Linked DNA regions of Mus musculus: regions 2 and 3 are each linked to region 1. A link is a loop called in an ENCODE intact Hi-C map of the cell type or tissue named here. Cell type or tissue: heart. All regions are shown on one strand.

Evidence for each region. Hi-C counts contacts between places; a loop is a spot of excess contacts. Peaks named below come from ENCODE experiments on the same cell type or tissue, not always from the same donor. Only the 100,000 strongest peaks of a DNase experiment are listed, where the experiment ranks them.
Region 2: it touches region 1 in a loop (3-fold over the local background); 7 of 42 quality-filtered maps call a loop at or near these places.
Region 3: a loop joins it to region 1, with 2.2 times the contacts of the local background. A loop is called at or near these places in 4 of 42 quality-filtered maps.

The regions. Positions count from the first base shown.
Region 1 is chr11:22,627,609-22,635,608 of GRCm38, forward strand. No RefSeq gene overlaps it. Among named protein-coding and RNA genes, the nearest start is that of Gm12052, 20 kb to the left of the region's middle. In heart, a CTCF peak has its summit at 4,109 (motif pointing right); DNase peaks (open chromatin) are centred at 1,553, 2,213, 2,573, 4,343 and 1 weaker place; H3K4me3 peaks cover 635 bases; H3K27ac peaks cover 2,683 bases.
Region 2 is chr11:23,146,294-23,154,293 of GRCm38, forward strand. 1700061J23Rik (RIKEN cDNA 1700061J23 gene) reads left to right here and starts at 5,847. Exons shown (of 3, transcript NR_131065.1): 1 at 5,847-5,944. In heart, a CTCF peak has its summit at 3,661 (motif pointing right); no DNase peak of the experiment used is centred here.
Region 3 is chr11:22,779,721-22,787,720 of GRCm38, forward strand. It overlaps the pseudogene Gm12058. Among named protein-coding and RNA genes, the nearest start is that of B3gnt2, 76 kb to the right of the region's middle. In heart, no CTCF peak of the experiment used is centred here; DNase peaks (open chromatin) are centred at 621, 1,231 and 3,261; H3K27ac peaks cover 773 bases.

The sequences.
Region 1 (8,000 bases):
AGTCAGATGGCCTCTGGTTACAAGATGGTGGCTGATTCTCTCCATCAGTCTGCAGTGGTCACCAGCTCCTTCTCCCAAACTGCTGTGCACAAAGCCAGAGGCTTGTAAAACCGAACCCCACCCATGGCAGTCTAGAAATCTCTAAATGAAAGTTTGGTTGGGTTGTCCCAGAAGCCAGTCAGGGAAAGGACCGGAGCCTGGGACAAGTTCCCATAGCTTCTAATACAAGGTGAGGTACTGGGTGAAAGATGCCCATCAGACCATAGTCAAGGACATTTAAAATAACAAACCTCTAGGCTGTTAAGTAGGGGCTCACTGGTACCCTGGAGGTTGCGGTAAAACTTCAAGAATGTGAGCTCCTCTTTTGTCCTCAGCAAAAGGGTTGCTAAATGACTGACCCCACCCTTAGGAGAGCCCAAGGCCTGGGCTGCCTGAGCTTGCTGACTAGGGGACAGTGCTTGTCACCACCTCAGCCATAATGATGTGGTGTAGTGTTGAGAGCAAAGGAACAGGCTTCATATATTGTCAACCAAGACAAGTGCCTGGAGATTGATGGCAGTACAGCACCCCTGACTTCTGGATGGAGCTGAGGTCAATGTCTATCAAGAATAACCAAGCAAGCCCTGCATCAGAATTGTGGGTGGAGAAGGCCACAGCTTCTAAAATGCAGAACTCTGGGACACTGAGATGACTCAGGGGTATAGGCGCTTGCTATGAATTGTGATACCCTGAGTTTGATTCTCCCAGACTCATTTGATGAAAAAGAAAAGCATCTCTTAAATATTGTCCTCTGACCTCAGTAGGGACACACACACAACACACTCACACACACACATACACACTCACACACACATACTCACACACACACAACACACTCACACACACACTCACTCACTCACACACACACATACACAATTTCTTCTTTCTTCTTTTTTTTAATTCGAGTGTGTGTATGTGTGTATACGTATGTTCCTTAAAAAGTCTTCGGAGGCTTGGTGACAGTATTATTTCTATCCCTTAGCAGGGCTTTTAGGAATGAAAGGGGTTTTTCCTCAACCCTAAGTGATTTGTAGCAATGCCTGGGGTGGGTTTCATCCAAAACACTGGGATCTGTGAAATGCTGCAGCTGTTTACAGTCCCACGGCTGCATCCAAGAATCCTTCACTAATCCAACTCTGCCTGTCTTAGGCCATACTATTCTCCCAAGGCTCACCTTCCAGAACGTGAAAACCTACAAAGGCAGAGGCCATGGGGACCCTTGCTGGAGGTTGGCAGCAAGGAAAGGACACATCAATAATTCCACTCCTTGGCTGCCAATGATTGGACTGTGGGTAAGAGTGGTATGGCAGCTGATCGGCTGGATTCACATCAAGGCGGTGGATGGCTAGCCAGCCTTCTTTGCTCACACACAGGCCCAGGCACAGGCCTGGCTAGAAGAATGCTCCATATTGCCTCTCCCCAGACTCAGGCAGTGACACAAGGCATGTGATAGCATCCGTCAGAACAAGTCCCTCTGGGCAAGAGTCAGTTCTTCGGCAAAAGCCAAGAGCAGGAGCACACAGCTGCCTTCAGCTGAAGTTGTCCTACACTGAAGGTTACAAGGAACAAGTTGTCCTTCCCTTCAGACGACTGACTTCCTTTTGGATGAAACATCCCAGCTTCTCCTGTCAGGAACATGCCCAAATAAAGTAGCTGCTGCAGCCTTGGAAAAGATTTAGCTCCACAGAGAAGCTGGGACCCAACGCCCACATGGGATTTTCTGGATTTGCCTTTCTTTCTCTCTTCCTTGCTTCCTTCCTTGCTTGCTTCCTTCCTTCCTTCCTTCCTTCCTTCCTTCCTTCCTTCCTTCCTTCCTTCCTTCCTTCCTTCCTCCCTCCCTCCCTCCCTCCCTCCCTTCCTTCCTTCCTTTCTTTTCATTATTATTACTATTAGTTCGGCAGCGGTCATTTGAGTTTGGCTTTCCAAAGCTGTCTGGAAAAAGCTGCCCAGGCTCAGCTGCTCAAGACTGAAATGGGCGTGATGGATGCAGCCGCAGCTCTCAGATTTCTTGTTGCAAGTTTTTCTGACCTGAGTCAAGTAACCTGTTGAGACCAGTCCCCTCATCTACCCAGAGGCCACTCAGCAAATGCTTAGCTCACACTCCTGGATTCCTGTGTGGAACAGTGGAGATAGCGATCTGGCTCGGAACAATTCCAGCTGTAAACAACGCACTTCCTGACGGCAGAAGCAGAGTCCTCGGGAAAATGGCGCGGGTCTGCCTGCAGCCCGCCCCCGTTCTGTGCTGTGGGTGATGCCCGGGGAGCAAGCCTGGAAAGTATGTCTGTTGACAGCAAGGAGAAGCGCTAAATAATCTGCCAGGGACAGGAACTGGCCGCTAGCTAGATTTTTCTACGTAGGATTATATTTTGAAATAATTGCTTCAAGATATTTTTTTAAAAACTTGGCTGGCTCAGGGAGACATTCAGATGATGGTCTGGGGCCTTCAATGTAAGCTAAGGCAGGCTTGTAGAATCATCACCCAGCACAGAAGGAAGGAAGCCAACAACTGGGGCAGAGAGAACGCTCAGTGAAGTGCGTTGGGTTTCCGGTGTCCAGAGTCAGTGTCAGACTGTGGTCTGCCAAAGGTCCTGAGAATCCAGAATGACTTCCCACATGCTCTGCTAGGGGAGTATTGGTGGGGAGGGGGGAGGGGGAGCTTTGGGGACTAGTGACAGAAAGGTTGTCAGCCTAGCCCCAGTCCACCTGGTCAGCTGACTCCTATTAGTTGATAACTCACCCTTGGAGTTACTGCGGAGAGCTGGGCAGCCCTCCCTCAAATGTCCCCTTGGCCTTCTCTCTGTTTTCTCAGGCCTCTGCACAAATGCCACCTTCTCAGGAAAATCTACCCTGTCTGAAAGGCTGATGTCCCCGCCTCATTTCCTAATGTTAAACATGTTGTCGTTCCCATTACAGTTTATATCGTCTATATTGTAACTATCTTAGCAGGAACAAAAATATTCTATTTTATTTATTTGTTTGCTTATTTTGGGACACGGTCCCATGCATACGAAGCCCACCTCAAACTCTCTAGTTGAAGAAGACCTTTAACTTCCCTGATGATTTTTGCCTCCACCTCCAACGTGCTGGGATTATGGGCACGTCACAACCGACACCCAGTTCATAGTTTCTTCAGTGTTCAGGATTGAACCCGGCTTCTTCTGCATGCCACACAAGCACTCTGCAAGCTGAGTTACATCTCCAGCCCCTGACAGGTGAAGCTATTCTAGACAATTCTGAACACACACACACACACACACACACACACACACACACACACACACACACAAGGTCCTGTATATCTCTCTAGTGAAATAATGGTCGCCATGAGATTAGAATCCCCCAAGATATTCATGCTAGGAGAAAGAAAGGATGGAGGCAGAGAGGAACATGGGTCCCAGAATGCTGTTTCACACAGCTCTAACAACTGCACAAGCCCACCTGGAGGACAGATTGGAGGTGTGAAAGGCAGGGCCACTCATTGCCCAGGACTGCTCAGCAGTGTGTACCGCGTGTCCTCTTATTAATCCTGAACTTCATGTCAGGACCCCACAGTGTGCTTGGGAGCTATGGGAGCTGTTTGTTCCTCTTGCTGGTGCGACCACACTGAATACATCTTTCTCTTCTCGATGGATGTTATTCACCTCTCTGATTGGCCTATTGAGAGGGGAGGGAGATGACCACGCCTAGGTTGCTGGACTGCCAGGCTGTGACCCAAAAAACTCTGGTAAGAATATTTTCCCCTCCAGCTAAGATGTCAAGTGCAAGAATGTATATTTTTACTTACAGTTGGGTCCAAGGGTTTTAGAAAAATGCATTCACATCATAAAGACTAGTAAATATTTACTGAATGTGTGAAGGAATCTTACATTTAGTATTGACTCACGTACCAAACACTAGTTATTTCCCTTAGATAGTTATGTGAATGAATATACCAAGAATGAACTTATAATCGCCTAGTGTAAAAGCAGGAACTACTTGCTTGTTTTCTTGAACTTTCAGTTAAAATTGGGGGGGGGGGGGGTTTGCAATTCCTGCATATAGCCACAGGATGGCACCATTGCTCAGTGTATTTTCTCTGGAAAGCCGGCTGGTATCAGAAAATTCTCCACCCTCCTTCCCCTCCTCCTTTTTCTCTCTTCCTTCCTCCTAATACTGTAAAAGTAAGTCTTTTCTGAAGCTCTGGAAGAAAAGACACCGAGCAGAATACATTGCTCGACACCTGTCTGGATCCCTTAGCTCCATCTTCTCTCTGGCCCAAAGCCCAGAGTCCTGCTGTTCCCAGGCTGAAAGGCAGTGCAGGGACCTTTAGGAATGCACTCCCTCTCCTCCCCACCACCCCACCACAGCCCCTGACATCCACTCTGAGTTCCTAATAGCACCATCTCAGCAGCCCCTACCTATCCTTCGGTCTGACTCTGAGAAACCATCAACAGAGAGGTTCTCTGGCCTTTGTCTACTGGCCTTATGAAAAGAATCATGTGATGCCTTTGAGGCTGTGGGCGGCACTGATGGTATTTTGTAATTGGGGAACAAGTTTCCAGGGGTGAAGCAGGGTTACTAAAACAAGAGGACAAAAGGAACATTAAAGATTTTGCTAACCTGATAACCCTGCTCAAACCGAACAATTGGGGGGCTTCCATTTCCTGGATCACAGCAGAGCTCTGACTTCCTGGGTTTGAAGGCTGTGGTCTGGTTCTAGCCATTTGCTGGTCTCAGGAATGGAAACCAGTAACCATCTCCAAACAGAGATTGGGAAAGGAAAATAAGTCACACCCACAGGAATTGTGGGTGCTCCCCCACTTCAGGCTCACCTCCCCTCTTCCAAGGCCCAGTCTAACCCAGACACAGTCACTGCAGGGAGCATGAGCAGTGCTTGACTAGAAGGTCATTCAGGGTGATGATTAGGACAGTCATCAATTCCTGAGGCCCAAGAGTGACTCACTTAGCTCTGATGTGCACAGATCAAAGGAGGGTATTTATGGCTTAGACACAAGCCTGCCATTCTTTGCCATAATAAATAATATAAAGTCCTCATTCTGCTGCCTGTCTCTACCCCAGCTGTCTTTGTACTGACATGAACACCCTTCTCTCTTCTCTCTACTCTTTTCCACCTTGAAAAATGTCAAGACATTCTTTGCTGGCTCTCAGACACTCGGCTGCCATGGTGCCATGGGGAGAGGGGCTCAAATGCCCATGTCCCCAGATAAGAGCACAGGCGGGTCTAGAGTAGGCTTGGAGCTAGCTCTTCCTGAGAACTTACCTTTCTTATTTTGCTTGAATGTGTCTCAGTGTTTGGGCATGCTAGAAGCCCAGCCTCCATTTAAGAGCTCCGTGACTTCAGGAGATCTGTCATGCTTCCATTCCCCAGTCTATAAAATATGGGTAATTAATAGCTCAAAGTCTGACTTATGAAAATGACAAGATAAAAATATGTAAAGTGCTCAGCACCAAGCCTGTTGCAAAACAATGCCAGTGAGCGCTGTTCGTGCTGCAGCATTCTTGTGGTATTTCCAAGAATTTATGGATGCAGCACAGACTGTTCTGTGTGTCCTCCTCAGTGAGGATGTGCACCCCACACCCCGCCCCCAGGACTCAAGACTAACAAACACTCTTACAGGAAGCAAATGGCCAGGAGGATGCTGTGAGCAGGTCCAGCTCAGCTTCTCTGTGGGCACTTCAGACCAAGTACTACCCAGTCGTTAGGCAGTGCCGGGTGCTTCTGGATGCTTTAAGAAGCCACATCTCTGGCTTCTAATCCCTAGATGCTAATAGTAGCCTTTTAGTTGTCACCAAAGAAGTGTCTCTGATGTTTGTCTGCAGTGGGCAATGGTTACCACAGACTCAACTAACCCCCTCTCCTAAGGCTGCAGGGACATTGCAGAAGAGGGAGTAGGTACTGAGAATTCTGCAATTTTGGTTTCTTTTACAATCCCAGAAATATTATAAGAATATAATATTCTTTTTAAAAATATAATATTAAAAATATAATAGAATATAATATTCTTTTTTTGTTTTAATCCCTAGTGATATGGGGCAGCATCTGACTGCGATGTGCCCCATGCTCTAGCAGAGGCATGGTTTTGCCAGCTGCAGATACTTTTTGTGATTGTGTGACATTTGGAATTCTGGGGACTTTTTAGAGGGTAGATAAATGCTAGGGCTTGTCAGTTGTTTAGTTTGTTAATAGTCGTGCTCAAAGAAGAAACAAAAGGAAAAAAATTAAATTCTGGAATCTCTCTCTCTGTGTCCTCTATCCTTCTTCTCTCCTATTTAGTGATGGGGTGAGCTGGAGTGAGGGGTATGATAAAGGTGAGAAAATGCCTACAAAGTAGTAAAGAGGGGCTGCAGGGGCGCACGTGGCCTAAGATCCAGAGGTGCACTGTGAAAAGGCGTGCTCTGGGCAGGACGCACCTGCTATACCCATGAAGTCAGAGCAGCTGTGGCTGTCTCCTTCACCAGATCATCATGCTGGCATCCCAGCTTGGATGGCCATGACACTGATAAAGCCCCACCCCTTCCTACGGAGCTAATGGGACTTAATGGGGTCACTGAAAGAAAGAGGGTCACGACCCTCAGCAGTATCACCCTGGTGCTGGGATTAATCCTACAGTGCCACCAGTCACCCTGGTGCTGGGATTAATCCTACAGTGTCACCAGTCAGCCCTTGCTCAAGTAAATAACTCCCCAGTTGTGCTCATAGAGACCTAAAACAACTAATGAATCACAATGGACTCTGGGGACGGGGGCGGGGTAGGGGCAGAAATATACATATAATATACAAGTAGAAGAGGGGTTCCAAAGTGGGGTGGAAAGAGGGTGTGTGAAGGGGAGGGGATAAGAGAGGATAATGGGGGATATAATCAAAGTAAAAAATATTGTAAAAGAGTGAACAGCGACAGCTGAGGAGGCAGAGATGCCTTGCATGAGAAACACTGGTCCAGGAACCACGGAAGGATGGGGTGCTCAGGCTGGGATCTCACAGAGCTAGTAGTGGCATGACTGTGTCTGTCCACCATGTCAGAGCTCATCGACTGACAATGATTTCCAAAGCCTTGTCATCATCAGTTTGCCAAATATTCCTGATTTCCCTTGACCTCTGACCTCTGACATTTATGTCAGACAAGATTTACTATGTAAATAATAAATAAGATTTATTTATGTAAATGACAAGAGCCAGACAGGTTCTCATCTTCCAACACTTCCTTTGTGTTTTGTTTGGTTTTGGGTTTTGTTCCAGACAGGGTTTCACTATGTAGCCTGGGCTAGCTTGAAACTCACTCTGTAGACCAGGCTGGCCTTGGACTCACAGAGATCCACCTGCCCCTACCTCCTGAGTGCTGGGACTACATGTTGTGTACCACCATGGCTAGCTTTTATTCCATTCTTAACTAGTAGTATTGGCATTCTGATCACAGATTTTTACCTCACTTAGTAACAAAGTTCTCAGTGTTTCAGATTGGCTACCAAAGGGTTAAAGAGGTTGCCGTGTTCAAAGGAGCCTGACTGGAATCAGAGCTGCCACAGATGCAGGGAGAGTTGTTGCACAGTTAGATATTAACACACACAGTTGGAGAACTGACCCGCAGGCCCTTCATATGACCTTCAGGATCTTCCAGGAGTGGTACAGGGCACCAGGTCTGAGTAGATAGACAGAAAAATAGGCAGATGGTTAGTAATCCAAGATGTTCCCACCAAGCACTGAGCAACATGCAGAGCTGGAGCCATGGGGACAGTTGGGAGTTCTTTCTTAGTCCCTTGATGAGATGGTTAGATTCAGGTCACTGGGGCTCTCCCTATCTATAACAGTGTTAACAGCCTTTTTTTTTTTTTTTTTTTGCCTCCCAAGTGCTGGGATTAAAGGCATGTGCCACCACTGCCCGGCTTTTTATGGGGTCCAAGTGTGTCTTGGTGACTTTGCTATTGCTGTGTTTAGTCAAGGCAGCATGACCAAGGCAACCTAC
Region 2 (8,000 bases), 520 kb after region 1:
TATAGAAGACATTAGTTCAGTTCCCAGCACTCACTTTGGGTCTGTAATTCAGCCCCAGGGAATTTGATGCCCCTTTCTGGCCTTTAAGGGCACCTGCATTCAATGTGCACATAACCACACAGAGATACATACATCTACACAGAATCAAAAATAGAACAAACCTTTCAAGAAGCAGCTAAAAGAATGGAGAGATGGCTCAGTGGTTAAGAACACTTGTTCTTTCAGAGGACCTGGGTTCCTTTCCCAGAACCCACCTGTCAGCTCACATCCATCCATAACTCCAGTTCCAGATCTGACCTATATAGGTATCAGACAAGCATATAGTATACATACAGAAATGCAGACCAAAAAAAATAAAAAAAAAACCAAAAACATGCACATAAAGTAGTATAAATAAATCTTTAAAACAAACAAAAAAACAAACAAACAAAACAAACAGTTTCAAAAACACTCCTGGGCCAGATGTCTTTAGTCCTACTACTCAGGCAGATGCAGGAGGAGCTCTATGAGTTTGAGGCCAGCCTGGTGCACATGATGAGTTCCAGGTCAGCTAGGACTACAGAGGACTCTATCTTAAAACAAATCAAGCAGCAACAACAAAAATTTAAAAATAACTAAAATGAAATGAAACATGAAACACAGCTGCTTTTGCCGGTTGGAAACAGAGGCTCACGCAGCTCCTTCGCCTTCTGTTTGCTATGTGCATGGTGATGGACTCAGGACCGTCTGCCTCCACCTCTGAACACTGCGACTATGGGCATTCCAGTCCTTAATCACGGTGACATGTTTCAAGTCAGTAGCCTTATGTGGTTGCTGCCTACCACATCAAACCTGGATGCACAGCTCCCTCTTCCATCCCTGCAGAGCTCCACTGCACAGCATCTGCTCTATCCTGGATAACTGCATTCTTTACCTCCATTCAATACAAGTCTAATCGCTCTCAGGAATTCTGCTGGTCATTGTTTTGGCACTGCTGGAACTGGAGCCAAACACTCTGATTCCAAAATTCTTCGGAAATCAGGTTGCACAGGAGCTTTCAACGATAGATGAAGCCCGTTGGTTTTAGCCCATTTCTAAGTCTGGGTCTCCTGGAAAGAGTAGGATAAAGCCTGGCTCTTCACATACTGTAAGTCCCCGAGGTCTGTGAGGGTGACTCCTCTCCCAAGCTTCCAGCTGTCGGGATTCAGACACTGAATGTCTGATTCATGGTCTTGTAAACACACCTCCTGAAGTTTGGGTATTAGCTTTGGGTCTGATATATTGAAGACCAGGAGAACTACTGTTTTTTTTTCTCCATTTTCTATTAATGTTTTCATTCTGACCTATTACTGAAAACTTTTAGCACAGGAAAATAAGCACCCGTACAATGAGTTTCTTCTATGCGCACACCAAACAATCTTTACCATGGTCAGCCTCATTTCAATCTCCGCTGGGATCAACCTGGAGTAAATTCCAGACATTATGTTAGCTCATTTGTAAAGATTTTTCTGTATCTCTTTTAAAAATAAAGATATGTTGGTGTGGTGGTGCACACCTTTAATCCCAGCACTTGGGAGGCAAAGGCAGTCAGGTCTCTGGATTTCTGGTCTATATAGTGAGTTCCAGGATGGTCAAAGCTATGTATAGAGATCCTGGGTTTTGTGTTTTGTTTTGTTCTAAGCTGGTTCACAGCATCTTCTGTAAGGCTAGCTGTGAGTTTTCAGTGCCAGGCTCCATTACAAGACCAACATCCATGGGGGCTTCACGATGCTGCTGTAGTTTCTCTTCTGGATTGTCTCCATCTTTGGCCCTTATGGGCATGTTTGGCTTAGCCTCATCAATTAGAAGTTCCAGCCTTGTGCACCTCATTAATAATATCTCATTTCAAGTCCCAGAGAAGGGGAGGCCCTGGGCAGGTGTCTTGATATCCATTTCTTGAACCAAGGCAGTAGCAACCCTGCTTTATGCGCTGAGCTGTCAAGTGAAGCAGTTGGCCTCTGTTTAGGAAAACTGAGCCAGAATGGCTGTGCTTATAGAGAGTGGCCATCTGAGGCGGGGAGACGGTTTTCTCTCGGCTCATTCACAAATATTGACTGAGCTCTCAGCTCATGGCAGGTCCGATTCAACCAACCGATAAGTAAACATCTGTCCACGTGAAGCGCACATTCCAGCAGGGAGAGAGACACAGTAAATATACAGGGGGGTTGTTTTGGTTTGTTTTTGGTTTGGTTTTGAGGCAGGGTCTTCCAGAGTATCCATGGCTGGCCTATATAGGCCAAGCTGACCTCAACTCAATGAGATCCACCTGCCTCTTCCTTCCAAGTGCCACCCATGCCCATAGTGTCATTTAGATGTACTGAAAGGAAGGTTCAAGGATCAGGAAAAGCAAAAATCAAACACACAATACCCCCTTCATTTCTGCCCGAGGAGGGAGATCCTAAACACAAGGCGGGAAGCGGGCCTGCTGAGATAAGAAAGAACATTTCTAGATCGACTTCTCACTACAGCTCAATGGTCTATTGTGCTGCCCACACAGAACACACCGACTAACTCAGCAACCACAGCTCAGCACAGAACAACACAGATGTGAGTCTTGGGTGGTGCTAGTACCAGTGCCCAACTCCACAGGGAGCTGCTGGGGTTGGGGCTATTCACTTTCATGATATTTATCAAAGTTTCAACCTTTTAACAAAGTTCATTATCTGCTTCCCAAGCCACAGCAGGTTATAAGCAGGAGGTTCAGAGAGGACCGGAGGGCAAGCCCTTCCTTCAGCTGACACTGTCATCCAGTGAGCCAACCTCCTCCACACCGCAAGCTCAGGTCACCCAGACATCCTTACACTTGTGTTTACTGTCCCACGGTGTATGGGAAGAATGTGGGCATGTCTTAGTGATTTTGATAAAAAACAAAAACCAAAAAAGCCCAATTCCACCTTTGTAATTCAGCACTGTAGATTATGATTAATTTAAGGACAGGTGTTTTGAATTTACCCATCCCCCAAGCCCCTTCCTGAAGCCTAAGATAATGCTACTTGTGTAATAATGCTGGATAATTGGATTTTGAGTAAATAAATAAAAATATAATTGTGGACTAATTAACCTTCTCTAATCCTCCGTGGTCTTGTGCGTGGAAGTAACTTCATCACCTAGGGGACTTTTTCAGAATATTAAGTAACGTGATGTAGATGGTACAATGGGTTACATATCATTTCAACGATGGGTATTTTGATACAAGGAGCTGAACCGCTGGGCAGTGGTGGTGCACACCTTTAATCCCAGCACTTCGGAGGCAGAGACAGGCCGATTTCTGAGTTCAAGGCCAGCCTGGTTTACATAGGGAGCCCTGTCTCGAAAAACCAAAATAATAATAATAATAATAATAATAATAATAATTTCTTGGGCTGGAGAGATAGCTCAAAGGTTAAGAGCACTGGCTGCTCTTCCAGAGGTCCCAAGTTCAATTCCCAGCAACCACATGGTGGCTTACAACCATCTGTCATGGAATCCGATGCCCTTGAGGACAGTGACAGAGTACTCATATAAAACAAATAGATAAATCTAAATTTAAAGAAAAACTTATTCTCTGGAAAAAAAAAAAAAAGGAGCTGAACCAACAAATGTCTTTCCCACAGATGTCCTTTCAAAGGTCAAGGGAACCATTAGGTCCTTGTGTTCATGACTTGAGTCACCACTAGGTGGCAATATTTTCTTTACACAGATAAGCCCTTTTCTTTCTCTATCCCAGTGGTCTCCAAACTGGGGACTCACCACTGTGAAGACAAGGTTTCCAAGAGTCTCAATTACAGAACGCTTTGGGGAAGTCACCTGTGTGTCCTCTTTCCTCATATAACCAAAGGGTGATGTGCCCCTTTTCCATCCCAGATTATCATCATCATCAGTCCTCTTTTAAAGACAGGATCTCACTGTGGCTGCCCTGGCATTCTCTCAATAGACCAGGCTAGCCTCAAACTCAGAGATCTGGCAGCCTCTGCCTGCTGAGTGCTGGGATTAAGGACAGGTACCACCAACCTCATTGTTCAGGCAATAACATCTTCAGAGGTATCAAACACAAGCGTAAAAGCATCTGAGTGACTCCGAGGGGGTCCTGTGCAGCATCGAGAGCTCTGCGCACAGAGACACGTCTCCAGGCCTTATATTTAGCATTTTTCACAACGGAGTTTCTCCACATTAGGCTTCCTTCAGATTGGTGCTTTTCTTGATACTTCCTGTTGTTTTTTTCAGTCTTTATCACTGTGAGCCAAATGACGTCGTTGCTGAAGCTAATCCCCCCCAACAAATTTTTACTATTTACATTTACTATTATGTCTTTGATGTACTTGTGTGATGGAGGGTGCATGTGGATGGGTCACAGGTAGCTTGCAGGAGTCAGTTCTCTCCTTCCACCATGTTGGGTCCAGAGACCAAACTCGGGTACTCTGGCTTAGTGGCAGGTGTCTGCACAGCAAGCCATCACTTTGCAATTCCTTCCTTTATTTTTCACTTTATGTGTGTATGAGGGAGCACTGAGTATGTATGTTTGTGCACCATATGCGTGCAGTGCCCACAGAGGCCAAAGGGAAATAGTGCTTCCAGGAACCACCCCACTAGCCAGTGCTCTAACTGCTGAGCCATCTCTCCAGCCCAAGTTTTACACACATACACTCTCTCCATACACTGTCTCCTTCTTCTCTCTTTCCATACATATATTAATATGTGTATGAGAACATAATTTAAAAAAAAACTATATCTTTACACACATATACATTCAGCCCTCCCCCACATATGCATAACCTTAAATAAAATTTCAAAATATATATGTTGCTGGGTGGTACACACCCTTAATCCCAGTACTCTGGAGCCATATGCAGGTGGATCTATGCTATATGGAAAACAGGACAGCAGGGCTACAAAGAGACTGTGTCTCAAAATAAATAGATTATATATATATATATATATATATATATATATATATATGTAAACTTTTTTAACCCCCAAAATTTAAGAAAGAGAGAGATGATGGCTCAGTAAGTAAAGGCTGGAGATCTGTGACCAGGGAGACAACCAACTTCCAAATGTTATCCTCTGACCTTCACAAAAGTAGTGCTGTGGCAGCCAATAGTTGTAGTAGTAGTAGTAGTAGTAGTAGTAGTAATCTATTAAAAGTTAAATACCAATTTTAAAAATCACTTGACCTTCAGTGTTGTTTGTTAAAAGCAGATGATGACAATCCTGTGTGAAAGATTCCCTCCCCACCCTAGAGAACAACAGCACCCCCACCCTGAAGGAGAGAGTTCTGAACACACACAAGCCTTGGTAAGCTGCCCTGGCCTTCCACCTACCCAGCCCCAGCACCTAACCACAATTTTACAGCTCATTTGTCTTTGGTCCATTCAGTAATTATGTGACCTACAATAAGTGTTTCTTTCAGTCTTCAGGGCTTTTGAGGGGTTGCTGTTTGTTTGTTTTGGGCTTCCATGTCACATAAAATTTGTATTATACTTTTCTCCTGTTAATCTGTGTCATCTCCATTTAATCTTAGACCCAGCAAGGACACTAGAAAGGGCAGAAATGGAATTTTCCACCTTGAAGTCTCTGGCAACAAAGATGGGATCCCGAAGGGCTGAGACACCCCTTGTTCCCTGAACTTTTCCTGAGAGTGGTGGAGAATCATCGGCTCACCTCAGACAGGGCAGCACCAGCAGACCAAAGGGATGATTCCATTCAATTCTAGCTTACTGAGCCCATTTGTTTACCTCACTGTAGTGGGAGTGTCTCCAGCCTTCAGTTACATCACTGAAACCACACCCTGGCATGGACTGCAACATCCCCACAGCTGCCTGGATGGGGTCCCCCTCAGCTAACTTTCCACTCTCTTGTACTCTATCAGCTTCCTAAGTCACATGCTGCTAGGGCAGATCCACAGACATCTGTGAAAGAGACAGAGAGGAGATGACTGGACTCTCAGGTAAACATCTGATGACCGCACCCCTCCTGTGTGGGAACAGATCTGATGTGGGATCTCGGGGCTAATCTCAGCTTCTCTAAGACAGCAATGCTGCTATGCTGGGAGAACAGCCATCCACAATACCTTATTTACTCCACATTTTCAGATGGGCTCCTGGGAAACCGCACAAAACCCAGAAGAGATGGGACAGGACATGGCGGCTCATACCTGTAATCCCAATATTTGGAAGCTTGAGGCAGGAGGATTACTACAAGTTTGGCCACAGCAAAGACTGCAGTGAGAGTCCTGCATCTACAGAGTGAGACTCCACTCATAACAAAACCAAAAAGTCTAACATGGTAGGAATTCTCACAACTATTAGCATTCCCAGATCTCTGTGTGCTTCCCTCCCCATTAAGAAGGTGAGGCGTCATGATGAGTTTCAGCTGCCAACCTGACCCGCTGGGAAGAGGGAACCTCAGTAGAGGAACTGCCTCCATGAGACTGGCCTGTGGACAAGTCTGGGGGCATTTTCTTTGTTGTTAATTAATGTAGGAGGCCATGACATTGTCATTGCTGGGCCAGTGGCCTGGGTCATATAAGAAGAATAGCTGATGAAGAGCCTGAAAGCCAGCCAGTAAGCAGCATTTTTCTGGTTTCTGCTTCAGTCTCCTCTTTGAACTCCTACCTTGATTTCCCTCAGCGATGAATCTCTGTTGCCCATCAGCCAAAGAAACCCTTTCCTTACCTAAGTTGCTTCTGGTCACTTGTATTTTATACAAGGTTTTCTTATCTATTGCTTTCTAATTCTGGATTGTCAGGAGAGATCTGTGTTAGAACTTCCTTGGCCATGTGGCTCTCGGGAGCTTTGTCAGGGTATGAGGACACGGCTCAGGAAATGGTTCCTATCTTTTGTTTCTGCCGTTTGTGTGGCTCCTCAGAAAAAGGAAATAAGAATAAAGTTTTCTTTTTCTTTCTTGGTTTTTTGAGACAGGGTTTTTTCTGTGTAGCCCTGGCTGTCCTGGAACTCACTCTGTAGACCAGGCTAACTTCAAACTCAGAAATCTTCCTGCCTCTGCCGTCCAAATGCTGGGATTAAAGGAGAGCGCACCACTGTCCAGCAAGAATAAAGTTTTCATTTCACCTTGTTTGGGGTCTTTAAAGATGGCGCTGTGGCTGTAAGAACACCTTCTTTGAGCTTTTCAGCTGGCCAGCAGCCAACACAGCTGAGCCTGTCCTTTCTCGGGGAGTTTATCTTCACTGTCCCACTTTCTCTGACCTATTGAAACCATGGGCTTTGCATTCTTGGACTACCTTTGATGATTGCATGTATTCTCCCTACTTTTAGGGACATTTCTTATGTCCAAGACTAAACCATCCAAGTCTTATCAGTGATGAGCCATTAAAAGACTCACTGGGTTTTAGTCACCACTGAGGTTAGCTTTGCCCTTGAAGACTAAGTGCAAGTGCATTTCAAGTTCAGCTCAAAAATACTTTTGATAGCCAGTGGCATACGCCTTTAACCCCAGCACTTGGGAGGCAGAGGCAGGAGGATTTCTGAGTTTGAGGCCGGCCTGGTCTACAGAGTGAGTTCCAGGACAGCCAGGGCTGCCTTGTCTCGAAAAAACAAAACAAAACAAAAAACTTTTGACAAATACAAAAGTTATATTTAGTCTGGTGTGGTCGTTTGAATGAAAGTGGCCTCAGAGGCTCATATATTTGGATACTTGACCTGCTGTTGCTAGAAATGTTTGTTAAGGATTAGAAGGTGTGGCCTTTTGAGGAGGTGTATCACTAGGGATGGACTTTAAGGTTTCTTTTCTTTTTTTTTTTTTTTGGTTTTTCAAGACAGGGTTTCTCTGTGTAGCCCTGGCTATCCTGGAACTCACTTTGTAGACCAGGCTGGCCTCGAACTCAGAAATTCGCCTGCCTCTGCCTCCCGAGTGCTGGGATTAAAGGCGTGTGCCACCACGCCTGGCTGACTTTGAGGTTTCAAAAGCTCATGCCCAAGCCCAGTCTCTCCCTGCCACCTCCATCTCTCTCTCACTCTCTCCCCCTTCCACCACATTGCCCTCAC
Region 3 (8,000 bases), 150 kb after region 1:
AGGCAGGGAGCCCACCCTGCTGTGCACCCTGACCGTTCAGGCTGGACTGCTGACTCCTTGTATTTGACACCAAGGATTTGAGGAGATGACTCTGGGTAGCTGTGGTTGTGACAGTGGTGTCCTCATGGTGGGCTTGTCCCCTGAGTGAAAGAACTTCAACAGTGAGCCCAACTGTACTGTCTTGATCCAGCATCAACAATGAGAAACAAATGCCTGTGTTGAAGCCACTCAACCTGAGGTATCTGTGACAGGCCCAGACAGCTGAGACAAGGCAGTGGCCTCTCACAGTCAGAGGCAGGTGGCAGAAGGGTTAACAGAACTTTCTCGGGTTAGCCTACCATGAGAAGGGTAGCAGTGTGACCGTTGAGAGCAGGCAGAAGAGATGGACCTGTGAGCAATTCTGTAAAACCAAAGGAAATCTCAAATGTATTTCAAAATTAGCAAATTTTATTTTTAGAAATTGCAACACAAAACTTCACCGCCTCTTGATGCCTTTGCTGCCTGAACAGTGGAGATGGACTTGGTGGCAGTGCAGGAGTAATTGCTTCCTTGGCGACTTCCACGGCTGCTGCTGGGACAACTATTCAAGGCCTCTCACTTTGTGGCCCTGAGTCCTTAGGCTAAGAGCAGGAAGTAGGACACAAGTCAACAGGAAGAAGCCATCCTGCCTCTAGGAAAGTAGGCTTCCTTCTAACAGGAAGCTCTTAGGCTATGCAGTGGTCTAAGAGGAACTAAACATATATGCCAGGCAGTATGCCAGTAGCTTGTGCCGTTAATCCTAGCATTTGAGAGTCATAGGCAGACAGATTTCTGTACAATCCTGGCCAGTCTGGTTCCATAGTGAGTTCCAGGACAGTCAGGGCTACAAAGATCTTGTCTCAGAGAGAGAGAGAGAGAGAGAGAGAGAGAGAGAGAGAGAGAGAGAGAGAGAGAGAGAGAACGATAGGTTTATATATGTGTGTGTGAGTGTGATAAATAATTTAGGAGCAATTTCTCAGAGAGCCATATGACACAACAGTCCCTCTTCTCTCCCTCTCCCCTTCCAGTTGACTATGTTATTTATTGTTGTTTCCCATGTACAACTGAAAAGAAAAACTGTGATTTTAAAAACAGGAGGTAATGGAGGGTGTGGCTTGCTCCCAATCTTGGTCAAGATCTGTTTCACATAGCTGCCCTGGAAATCAGGAGTGAACCATCCAGGAAGAATGACTCAGGCAGACTGCAGGCCAAGTACGGCACATCCATCCCACCCAAGACTACAGCCTAGAGCAGGGTCCAGTTTTGGATGTGGTGGAGGGACCACAGGAAATGCCTTACTGTCCTCTCAGGCTACTGAAAGTGAGCCATCATTCCGCTCCAGGCTACACAAAGAGAGTTGAGGGCTTCTGGGCTCCTAGAAGATCTTGTATTGCAGTGCCCAGAAATGCAGAAGAAACCTTTAGTTCATAGGGACCACCCTAGAGAATGTGGCTGAGAGACATGGAAGAAAGGGAGAAGAAAGAAAATCCAGGTAGCCAAGCCTTAGGTCCATGAGCAGACTCAGCAAGAGGCTCTCAAAGGCAGGAAGGCCTGAACTGTCTCATTGAACCTGGGGAGATGAGACTGTGGAATGCTGCAGAGACCTCTCTCAGGATCTTTTCCAGTCCAGCCACTCACAGCTGTTCTGGGTGTTGGGAAATGCTGGCCACAGAATGAAAAGTCCAGGAAGATGCAAAGGTTAAAGAGCAGCTCACCACTGGGTGTGGCAGGGCATGGTAGTGCACACATGCTTTTAATCCCTGGGTTTGGGAGGCAGAACTGAAATTAAGGCCAGCCTGGTCTACAGAGTAAGCTCCAGCCAGGACTACACAGAGAAACCTTGTTGATAGATAGATAGATAGATAGATAGATAGATAGATAGATAGATAGATAGATAGGGTAAAAATAAATTCCCCAAGGCTAAGGATATGGCTGTCACATCTGAGTCATATAGTGAAGACGACATGACACTGTTGGGCTCCAGAAGAGACAAGGTCCTGTATGAGCCCTGACAAGAGGGGATTCGTGAAGGAAGAGGGCACACCATGACAAGCCTCTATAGTCCTGGCTTTGGAGGTGGCAGAGGGCTTGAAGTTGGCAGCTAAACAGGTACCATTGTCTATATAGATGGTAGAGAGCTAGGAAGGGAGCCCAGGAGGGTCACTGTAGCCTCAGCAGCAGCCTTTGGAGACAAGGCATGAAGCAGGAAACACCCCTACAGTGTAGATAGAAATCTCAACCTGGGAACACCTAGGGATTGTGTCCGTTTTTTTTAGACTGGGTCTCACTAAGTTGGGCTTGCCTTAATTTGTGAATCTAGAATCAGGCAACACTCTGTTTAAGATGAACAAAGGTGAACTGGAGAGATGGCTCAGCAGTTAAGATTACTGACTACTCTTCCAGAGGACCTGAGTTCAATTCCCAGCAACCACATGGTGGCTCACAATCATCTGTAATGGTATCCAATGCCCTTTTCTGGTGTGAATTGAAGACAATGTACTGTATGTATGTATATATGTATGTATGTATGTATGTATGTATAAATAAATAAATAAATAAATAAATAAGATGGTCAAAGACAGAAGCACAGAACAGGGAGTTGGTTGACTACTTACAGAGCCAGAATAGGACAAATAGAAAGACATCATTATCCTAAGGTTTAAGAAATTTATATCTGTCTTGAAGCTGGGTTCAAATCTTCTGAGACTTTGTGGGAGTTAACAGTTAAAGGTTCCAGGAGATTCTGTCTGTTATAAACTTACATATATTAATAATTAGCAGACTTCTGATAAGATTGAGGGCTATATCGATTGGTTATATCTGAATAGAGCACACCACAATTTAATGGCAGTAGTGAAAATCAAGACAGAATAAGAATGAAAATCAAGACAGAATAAGAATGAAAATCTGAAGTGGCTTTGACAGGTTGTGTAAGTAGAGAGATAGTGGTGACAGAAAGTGAGTTTGCCCAGGTAGGTTCAGGCCTGTGATGAGGACTGTGCAGGCAGGCCACGAGAACAGGCCAGGGGCACGAGCATGTATCACTGACGAAACAGATTGTAAAGAGAGCAGGCCGGTCGGCTGAGAGAGGCGTGCACATATGGCTGTTGCTGCCTTCATTTCAAGACAGCAGCAGCGGTGACAGACAGCAGCTGACCTGATGTGTTTGCTTCAGCCAAGCTGGGGTGGGACTTCCTCTCAGCAGCAGGAAGTCATGGCCCAGTGCTTCCAGCTGTTGGAGCCTGTGGTGGGCGTGGAAAAGGAAGCACCTGAAGTAGCACCCCAGCAACGTGCACGCTATTCTTGTGGCACATGGAGCTGCAAGCCTTCACTTTATAAGTCCCAGGTAGAGAGTGAGAGAGAGGGGGCGGGAGGGGCTCCCGCGCATGCATGGGAAGATGGATTCTTGGAAAAGGCAAAACTTTTTCTCAAGGCTGCAGCCAAGCAGGACACCCAAAAGCAACTACTGGCGGGCACAGCGCAGGAGTCCCTCTCTCGAGAAAGCTCACAAGTATAGGGGTAGCAGGTGGTCACACATACGGGGAAAGCAAGTTTCACAGGTTCCCTGGCAGGACACAAGAGGTGGAGCCAGAACTGTTTTTTAGGCGGTGAACCTGCGGAACCAGCAGCTGCAGTGGCCAGTGGAAGTGGGCAAATGAGGGAGAGAGGGAGGCGAAGTCTAAGCTACAAATCACTAGCGAGAAAGTGCCAGTTTAGTGGCCATGTAGAGATATTGTTTTCTGTTAACTGTGAATTAGACCAAGACATTCCAGAAAGTATGTCCAAGGCAGCGAACAGACCCATAGGTGAGACACGTGAGGGCTGAGGACTATGCTCTGGGCTGATACCCCCAGAGAACAGTTTATCCAGGCCTGGCCTAGGATTCTCAGCCTCGAGAAAGAAACTGTCTCAAAGGGAGAGAGGAAGATCTCACCAAAGGGAAAAAGTCCTAGTACAAGGGTCAGTGGAAAGTCTGAATGTCTCCATTCTTAAGGGCAGTATAGGGGTAGCTCTGAGCTCAAGAATTCTCCCCTGGGACCATGCGGACATTTACTCTGACCAGAGTGAGGAGGGGACTAACCTGTTCTCTCAAGTTTAGGCTAGCAAGTATGGATCTCCATGTGAGAGCAGGGGCGATGGAAACCTGCAGAGTTTCTAAATCCGAGTCACGACAACAATGTTGTGTTTATAAAAAGATAGGTTATGTTCTATGGAGGTGTAGTCAGGTATGGGGGGAGGGAGTGCCTCAGCAGGCCCATGCCAAGGCATCCCTTCCCCTTGAGGGACCAGCCACAGGACAGTATAGTATAGAATAGAGTTTATTAAGGGTATGGGGAGGGGAGTCAAGATGGTTGTAGAGGAAGAAAAAGGCAGAGAGAAAGAGAGAGAGTAGAGAAGTAGAGGCCAGCCATGAGCACGTGGAGAGAGGGGAGGGGTAAGGGAATGGGGGGAGAGAGGCGAAAAGAGCAAGGGAGCAAGAGAGTGAGAGGGGGCAAGCAGCCCCTTTTACAGGGGGTCAGGCCTACCTGACTGTTGCCAGGTAACTGTGGAGCAGAAAATAAACAGAATGCTAACACCTGTGGGTACCAAGCACACACATGGTATACACATACACATGCAGACAAAACACTCCAACATGAAATAAAATGAATCTATAAATGCTTTTTTTTAAAAAAAGGTAAAACACAAGATGAGGGGGCAGGTTTTCCCTGAGATAGCCCAGTGGCTCAAGGTGCCAGCTGATGGAAGCAAGAGAACTGATTCCTGAAAATTGTCCCCTAAACTCCAATTACATGCACAGACATGCCAAGAAATTAAAATGTAACAGAACAGTGCTGTTTGTGTTTTGATGTCTTTTATTTTAAAGCAGACCAGGCTGTTACATAACACTGAGTCACGAGGCCTTGAACCACCATGCAATAATCCTTTTGCTGAGTTACTGAGTTGAGGATTTTTTTTTTCTTAAGCAGGGGAATTGAGGGACTAAATTACTGTCCCCAACTAGGAGAACTGAAAGAGCAAGGGAAGGAGCTTCTGACAGTCATTTAGCCTGTCCTTGTTGATTGTCCCTTCTAACACTGTCCTTTTTGCTATCGATCTTGCATCTGGTAGTATCCTCTGTGCGACCACTCAGGGACCCTTGAGCTAATACTAGATTCCAAACATTATGGGAAACTGGAACACAGACCTGTCAAGTAGGAGTGAGAGGATTAGATGCTAGAGCTTTGTTGAGGACAAACTGGAAATAGCTAACATTTTTAATTGCAGTTTAAGCATCCACTTCATGGTAGTAAGTGTGTCCGTGTTGTGCAATCATCCCTGCCATCTCCCTCATCCACAATTTCATCTTTCCAAACTTAAACATGGATGGCAATTCCCATTCTGTCTCCTGGTCACCACTCTATTGTGTCTTTGAAAGCTCACTCTCCTGGGTCATTCTCATAGGTGATGAGACAGGCTGACTCCATGACAGGCTTCAAATAGGCAGTTCAAGACATTAGAGCTAAAAACCCAGGCTTCAGGCAGCTAATCAGAAACTGCCCCATCACCTGGCCGAAAGCAAGGACAATGGGTCAGCAGTTTCCAGCCAGCCCCCATGTCCCAGTAATAGAATGTCCTTAGAGATAGAGTAAGACAAAGCCCACCTACTTTGCAATTTCCTAATGTGCTTTAAATCAGGCTCACTTGGTTGTCTCTCTATCTTGGTAAAGGGAGACCACAAAATACTGGGCTTCTGCAGAATAAAACACTCTTTGCACTTACATCCCATTTGAACCTGGGGTGTCATTCTTCAGTAAGTCATAGACCCTTACATTTGGGGGCTCATCCAGGATTCGATAGAGACCCCCTGGCCAAATAGTGGAGTGTTTTTCCGAATGGTAACTCTAGGTGTACAGTTGTCTTTCGTCTTGTCTATATCTTTCTGATTCAGGTTTAATTCTGTTTGGGGTTTAACCTGAAGGCCAAGAGGGACAAAGTGGACATGTATTTTGTCATCTGGCCAGGGCAATGGAGGATGCTCCTGACCCCCAAACAGAAACTGGAGAACTTGCTAGTTCTCATCTGAATTCTGAACCTGCTTTGGGTCTCTCATGCACAGGAAGTAAGACTGTCTGAGATAGACTTTTTGTTTTGTTTCTGTTTTCCCTGGAACATCCTTGTGTGTCTGTATGTATTCTGTTTGTGCTTTTTTTTTTTTTTTCCTCTCTTACAGATTTTTCTGAACTCCTAGAATGGAAAAGACACAAAGCACACCACTGGGCTTGGTCCTGAACCAGTTTAAGGACTTTTGCAGAGTCACAGAAGACTCAGTCTGGTTGTTCATCTCTGAAAACCAATCGTCTCTTACAGGAATGAATGGCCCACCTATGGCCAGGACTTTCTATCTCCCCATCATGTATAGGGCAAATGTTTAGTTTCTGAGGCATGGGGCCATCTGGACCAAGTGCTGTGGACGTCACTGCTTCCCTCCCACCCTTGCCGAGCTCCTCTCTCTCTTCCTGAGGATCTGTGTCCCCTTCCTTATGTTCCTGTTTCTGCCACTGCTGCCCCTGCCCAGCCAGCACAGGCAGAGGGAGGAGCAGCCCCTGACTCCCCTGACCCTCCTGACTCCACTTGGAGTCCACCTCACACTTCGGCCCATACTGCCCAAAGGGCTGACTCTACTACAGCCTTACCCCTCCAGGCTACAGGAACCCCAGATGCTCAGGGAAGACAGTTCATAACATGTGCCATTCACCAATAATGAGTCTTGCAATTAGAAGTTGCAGAACTCCCCATTTTTAGAAATATATCAGCTCTCACAGGTCCTCTAGATTCAGTCATGCTGACTCACCTGCCCACCTGGGATGACTGTTGGCAACTGCTCCAGGTCCTCTTCATGATGGATAAGAGAGGATTATGGGAGCAACAAGGAGATTGATTCTGGGAGCAAATGGGCTGCCCACTCAAGTTCAGGCTGATACCCATGCAGCTTTTCCTTTTATTCGACCTGGCTTGAGATTTTTTTTTTAACATTAAAATACTAGGATGTTTATTACAAAGGTAAACCCCGATCCTTGAGATGGGCTTATCAGTAGGATTTCTGGTATTGGGCACGGGCACCAGGACTTCCAAATTTTTTGGATTCACAGCGACAGGGGTCAGCTACAAGCAGGGTTGGATCGTACTGGATGAGAATATCTTTGATCTCCTTCTTAGAGGCTTCATCGACATATTTTTGGTAATAAACCACCAGGACCTTTGAGATGGACTGTCGCATGGCATAAATTTGGGCCACATGGCCACCACCCTTCACACAGACCCTGATATCCACACCAGCAAATCGCTCCTTGCCCAGAAGCAAAACCAGCTCCAGGAACTTGTACTGCATCGTGCGAGGCTCCATCATCTCCAGTGGGTGTCCATTCACCTTGATGAGCCCATTTCCTCGTTTGCAGTGGGCCACAGCTGTGGCTGTCTTCTTCATCCAAACACCTGCACGGACTGCAGCAGACCCTTGGACGGCATAGCTACAAGTATGAACAAGAGCTCCTTACTGCGCGCCACCGCCACCGCCACCGAAAAGGCTTGGTTGAGATTTTAACACTGCTGTTAAAAATAAAGACAGGCTCTGGGTCTATAACCGGATTCTGAAGGGAGGCCTCCAAGAGGCTGCCAGACAGTCCACAAATTTATCTAAGGTGAGCCAGGTGATGAGAAGAAAAAAAATGTCCCCAGGGAACATCTAGAAAGACTTTTGAAGCCTATAGAACCCATACTGCTTTTTAACCCAGAAGTCAGGGAGCACCAGTTAGCGGTGAACATGACTTTTGTTAACCAAACTGCCCCTGACATCCATTGAAAGTTTCAGCCACTAAATGGCTTTGCAACCTGCCTCTGACACCCAAAACTAACCTCTATTCACCTTTGAACAGCAAGACTTGGAGAGAGGCTTCAAGGAATAACTGACTTGGATATGCCTGCCTCAAGGATTCAAGAAC